Regions from separate parts of the Homo sapiens genome. Here region 2 is linked to region 1. A link is an interaction called in ENCODE POLR2A ChIA-PET data of the cell type or tissue named here. Cell type or tissue: Panc1. All regions are shown on one strand. Each heading gives the region's core, and the rest is flanking DNA. Links, peaks and the distances in the headings are about the cores only.

What was found. Peaks named below come from ENCODE experiments on the same cell type or tissue, not always from the same donor. Only the 100,000 strongest peaks of a DNase experiment are listed, where the experiment ranks them.
Region 2: POLR2A ChIA-PET joins it to region 1 with 5 read pairs; 2 of 35 experiments call an interaction of 5 or more read pairs at or near these places.

Annotation. Positions count from the first base shown.
Region 1 is chr1:202,691,968-202,694,885 of GRCh38, forward strand. All of the region lies in intron 1 of SYT2 (synaptotagmin 2), which reads right to left. Among named protein-coding and RNA genes, the nearest start is that of SYT2, 17 kb to the right of the region's middle. In Panc1, for the core only: no CTCF peak of the experiment used is centred there; a DNase peak (open chromatin) is centred at 1,168; H3K27me3 peaks cover 211 bases.
Region 2 is chr1:202,605,241-202,608,158 of GRCh38, forward strand. SYT2 (synaptotagmin 2) reads right to left here. Exons shown (of 9, transcript NM_177402.5): 2 at 355-549. The coding sequence starts at 532. Among named protein-coding and RNA genes, the nearest start is that of SYT2, 100 kb to the right of the region's middle. In Panc1, for the core only: no CTCF peak of the experiment used is centred there; no DNase peak of the experiment used is centred there.

The DNA of each region.
Region 1 (2,918 bases), core at 138-2,637:
CCACCATCAAAGCACCCCCAGCCCTCATAGCTCTGGAGAGCTGCCAGTCTCTGCCCAGCACTCCACTCACATCTGGCTCCACACCACTCTATCCAGCCATGCTTCCTCCTCCCACTGCAGGCTGTTCCCACTGCAGCCCAGCTCTCCTACTGAAGTGGTGTCACTGCGACAGAGGGAGGGAGGGAGAGCCCAGATCTGGTACCCTGCTCTGACCTGACATAGAGAAGCCTTGGCTCTCCCCTCTAACCCCTATGTAGCTTGCTCCCCTCCAGGCGTGCTTATTCAACTCCAGCCTCATTTGGAGGCCCTATCCCCAGCTAAGCTCACATGCCCACTACCTGCCACAAAAACCTACCTAGCCCACCAAGAAAGGCTGCATTTTGCCTATGGGTGGGGCAGGCAATGAGGTATCTGGGATAATAAATATTACAGGGAAGAGTCCCCTGCTCTAAACATTTCAACAAGCTGGAGAAAGATGCAAGGCGCTGACTTTGGGAGAACATTGCCAGATTGCAGGACCTGAGGTCATGGCTTTCTATCACCTACAGGTTAAACTGGCCCCACTCTAACTCAGGCCTTGCATGTTAAGATTACTTTTAAAGACTTTCTGGAAAAGGCAATCATGGACACTCAGGCTCAGAGTGTGATTGAGCTTGGAGCTCATCCTCCTCATTTTACAGATGAAAAAGTGGGGCCCGTAAAGAGGAGGTGGCTTGGCTAAGATGTTACAGTCAGTAAAGGGCAGAAACAATGTTATACAACACTAGTTTTCTCCTCAGCCAGCTTCTACCTCCAAAATTGGAAAGTTAGGGCTGGGGGCAGTGGCTCACACCTGTAATCCCAGCACTTTGGGAGACCGAGGTGGGAAGATGGCTTGAGCCCAGGAGTTCAAGACCAGCCTGGGCAACATAGTGAGACTTTATCTCTACAAAAAAAAGTTTTAAAAATATTATTGAAAAAGAAAGAGGAGGTTAATAAGGCAGGAGAAGGAGGGGGAGGAAGTTAATAGGACTCAGCTTAAAATTTTTTAAAAATTTCAATAGGTTTTGGGGGAACAGATGGTGTTTGGTTACATGAATAAGTTCTTCAGTGGTGATTACTGAGATATTGATGCATCCATCACCCGAGCACTCAGCTTTTGACCCTACTGTCTGTGAGCAGAGGAGGGCAGCACTGAGCTCTGTCCATGGTGCTGAACCTCCCCATCTGGAGAAGCCATGGCTTGCATTTCTAAATACTGTTGGGGTTTCCAGAATTGCAAGGGTGCTACGGAGGATTCAGGGGCAAATTGATGACACAATCCAAGAGGCCATTTAAGTGAAGGTGGCAGAGACTAATTCCAAAGAGATAAATAGGCAGACCATATTTCAAGACAGATACCCTTCAAGACCATGGGGAAGGGTACAGTGCACAGTTCAAACCTCTCATTTCTACTCATCGCCTGCATCTGGGCATGACCACCTGACCCTACAATACTGAGATACAAGTCCTTTCAGAGAAGCTGAGTATGAGAAAACAGCATGACTTATACTGATGACTGAAACAGCCAAAGGGGAAACTTTCTAAGAAGGAAGCCACTGGAAGGGCAAGAAAAATTTGGAGCATGTGTAACAGGATTTGGGGCGATTTAGATAGGTCCTGCCAAGAGGCTGGAGGTTTGGAATAAAGATCTTTCAAGGTCATACCTCCAAAGTCCAGGATCATGACTGTGACCCTCCTGTGGGTCCCTGGAGTCAAGTTTGGGACAGTATCAAAAAAAAGATGCACTGTCCATTCCTCCTCTTGTTGCTGAGATTGTGTTAGTCCATTTTTGCATTGCTACAAAGAAATACCTGAGGCTGGTAAGTTATATTTTTAAAAGATGTTTAATTGGCTCATGGTGCTTCAGGCTGTATAGGAAGCATTGCACCAGCATCTGCTTCTGGGAGGACTTCAGAAAGCCTACAATCATGGTGAAAGGTGGAAAGGCAAGCAGGCACATCACATGGCAAGAGCCAGAGCAAGGTCGGGGGGTGGTGCCACACACTTTTAAACATCCAGATCTCTCATGAACTCAGAGCAAGAACTCACTCATTACCACGAGGAGGACACCAAGCCATTCATGAGGGATCTGACCCCATTACCCAAACACCTCCCACCCGGCCCCACTTCCAACACTGGGGATCACATTTCAACAAGTGATTTGGAGGGGATGAACATCCAAGCCATATCAGAGTTTTATGCATTTTCTAGCATAAATCCTTAGATGCCCCTGGGATACATGTGTAATGGTATCAGATTTGTGTTAGAAAAAAGGAGCTGAGTCTATCCTGAGCCCCAGACTGGCATTCCTGCTGAAAGAATCTAGAAGCTGCATTCTTCACAAGGCTTGGACTCTTCTTTTTCCCTTCAATATTGAGGGTGGATGACTGTGGCTTGCTGGCAGGGCAAATGTTCAGCATGTGTAAACAGACCACATACAAAGAGGCTGTTTTAGTAGGCGATGCACAGAATCCTGAATTTAAGTGGGCAGCCTGCCCACGTGGTGAGGGACACCTGCCTGCCCTATTGCAGGCTTGACTATCATAACTTAAGTCTCCTGAGGCTGAATTTACACACACACACACACACACACAAAGCCACACACCATCCCTAACTACAGCAATAACATTACGGCACTGATAAAGGAAGGGGTTCCGCCCTGCTAAGCCCTATTATGTCCAGCATTATTCACCACCACCTCCTCGTCCTTTCCCTCCTCCTTCTCCTCTTCCTTCTTCTCTTTGTTCCTCTTTTTCCTCTTCTTCCCCTTCTTATTCCTCCCTCTACCCCTCTCCTCTCCCTCCTCCTCCTCCTTCTCTCCCCTCCGACACTTTAATATATTTATATAAGTTGACTGGTTGACAACTGTGCATACATTCTTCTCTCCAACATGTCTA
Region 2 (2,918 bases), core at 284-2,783, 87 kb before region 1:
TTTTATTTTCTATCTTCCAAAATAAATTTCAAAGTATTATTGGCAAACTTGAATAGTGACTTCTGTTTCATAATTTTTCATCGCCTTTTGGTTTCATCTTTAGACAGTTTTTTAAGTTATAAGAACTTTTCTTCCCCTGAGAAGTTGACGCACATAAACCCCCTTGTTTGCCACATTAGTGGCAGATCCTACTTCCCCCTCCCCGATTCCTGCAGGGGCTCTCCAAAAACCCAGCCTGAAATCTAAGCATTAGGAAAGAGCCCAGCCAATCACATCCCAGTGGTATCCCCACCCTTCTTCACCTCTCCCAGACTCTAGCCTTGCCCCACCCTCTCAGCCACCAGAGACACTCACAGGGAATCTTGTTTATCTCATTGAATAACTTCTCCTTCAGTTTGGCAAACATGTCCTCCTGGCTCTCCCCAGCACCCCCACTCTCAGTGGAGTTGTCCACGGGTCCAATGGGCATCGTGGCGGTGGTGGTGGCAGGAGCCACAATAGGCTCCTGGTTCCTCTTGAAAATGTTCCTCATGGTGGCAGAGGAAACAGCTGGGGACGAGAGGTGAAGAGGGCAGGGTGAGCATCCAGAGGTCGTCTTACCCTGAGAAAGCCCTGCCCAAAGGACCAGGAGAAGCTCTTTATAGATCAAAGATATTTTGCATAATATTAACAACTGTAGTAAACCAATAATAATAGACATCATCCAATTAGTACACAGTCAGCCTGAGCAGCATAGCAAGACCCTATCTTTAGAAATTTTTTTTTTTTAGTTAGGCATAGTGGGGGCTGAAGTGATAGAGGATCACTTGAGTCCAGGAGTTTGAGGTTACATGAGCTATGGGTGATTAAGTAAGGTTCTGTCTCTTAAAAAAAATAGTACATATATGTGCCAAGCACTGTGCAAAACACTTTCCATGCATTATTCATCTAATCCAAAAAATAACCTAATGGTTTTTATTGGTTCCATTTAACAGATGGGGAAACAGGTTCAGAGAGGTTAGATAGTTTTTCCAAGGTCACTTAGCTGTAAGTTCTGAAACTGAGGTTTGAACTGGTCTGCCCAACTCCAGAGCCTGTATAGCTAATCACTCTCCTATATCTCATTGAAATCTAACCTCACCACTCTAGGAAGGAGACAAGGTTTTACACTGAGGGCTCCTCTTTCAACCTCTCTCCTTGACTTCCAAGGATTTCTAGATACTACTCTGCCTAGAATCTCTGCCCAGCTCCATGACACTTGACTCTCCTCATCCCTGACTCCAATTCCTCCTCCTGCCCCGCGAGACTCCTCAGCTCTCTGCGGTTTCTTCACGGGCTCCCTCAGTGCCCACTCAGGGTTTGTTTTGACCTCTCCTGTAGGAAGACGGCACCCACATCTCCATCTCTAGCCCTTCCTCCCCGGTCTACTCTGTGGCCCCTACTCCAGGTTCATCTCTAGCCCTGCCCCCACATGCAGCTGTAGATTAGCCTTCCCGCATCAAAGATGTGATGTTTATTAATAACATAACCCAGACTTACTGTAGAAAATTTGGGGAGAGAGAGAGAAATCCCCCCATAATTCTACCCTCCAAAGTCAACTAGCATTTGGGGCATTCTATGCTGGTATTTTTTCTGAGTATGTTTTACATGTTGAGACCATACTATGTATAGTTTTTTTTCAAGATTTTTTACATAAAATTTCATCATAAGCCTTTTCCTTTATTGTTTTTTATTATTAAATAGCTACATAATATCCTACTATATGGTAACACCATAATTTTTTTAGCCATTCCACTGGTAGACATTTAGGCAGTTTTCAACTTTTTCCTAGTAAAACACTGAGCATAAATGTTGGTCTTCATTTAAGGCAATGTTCTTACGAGCTTCCAAACTCTGCCCCCCATAATTCTGTCCTCTCCACCAAGCTCTTTCTGCTCCTCAGGGCTATGCACTTATTTCTCAACTGAAAGTCCCATGAGGGCAGATCCTGTGTTGGCAACAGCACCCCTTGTGCCAAGCACACAGCGGGCACTCTGGGTATTTGTTGACTGGGCTCCTCTGAGGGAACATAGCAGCATACACCCACAGGTATTCCAGGATGCAAGAATAAACAGCACAACTCCCTGAGGCATCCGTTTTACTGAATGGCAATTTACAGTATTTTTAAATTAAAACAAGCTGGAAATAATAGAGTAGGATGCATACAGCACAAGAATTTAAAGAAAAAATGTGAGACTTTTCTCACTGCACGTTAGGTATGAGTTAACTCTCCTCTAGACTCAGGGTTCTTCTGAAGGAACATTTTAGGAGCTCTTAAGTTCTGTCCCTTCCTTTAAAAACCTGCTGAGATCCCCTCCCCAGCCCTGGAGACTGCTCCAGCCTTAAGTACTTCTGGTGGCCTGTACATTGATGCAATGTAGGTTCATTCACCAAGCATTTATTTAACTCTTACTGTCTGCCATGTTGAAATAGCCTTGACCCCAAAACTGGTCTTGAAGTGAAAAACCAAGGTCCACTGGACTTCGCCTCTGGGGACAAAGAGATGGGTCCGGTTTGGCGGGAACTGCAAGTAGCCACACAAAGGGATAAAGATGTGTGTCCAGGGCCTTCCGCCATGTCCATCTCCCCTCACTTCTACCACACTGTTCAGGGCTCTGTGACCTTTTTTTTTTAAAAAACAGCTTTATTGAGATGTAATTCACATATGTCACCCTTTAAAGTACACAGTTCAGTGCATTTTATTGTATTCACAGAATAGTGGAACAATTAGCATAACCTAAGTTAGAACATTTTTGCCACCTCAAAAAGAAACCCAGTCCCATTAGCAGTCACTCTCCATTCCCATCCTCTTCCCAGCTCCAGCAACCACTAATCTACTTTCTGACTCTATAGATTTGTCTATCCTAAACATTTCCTATCAATGGAATTATAAAATATGT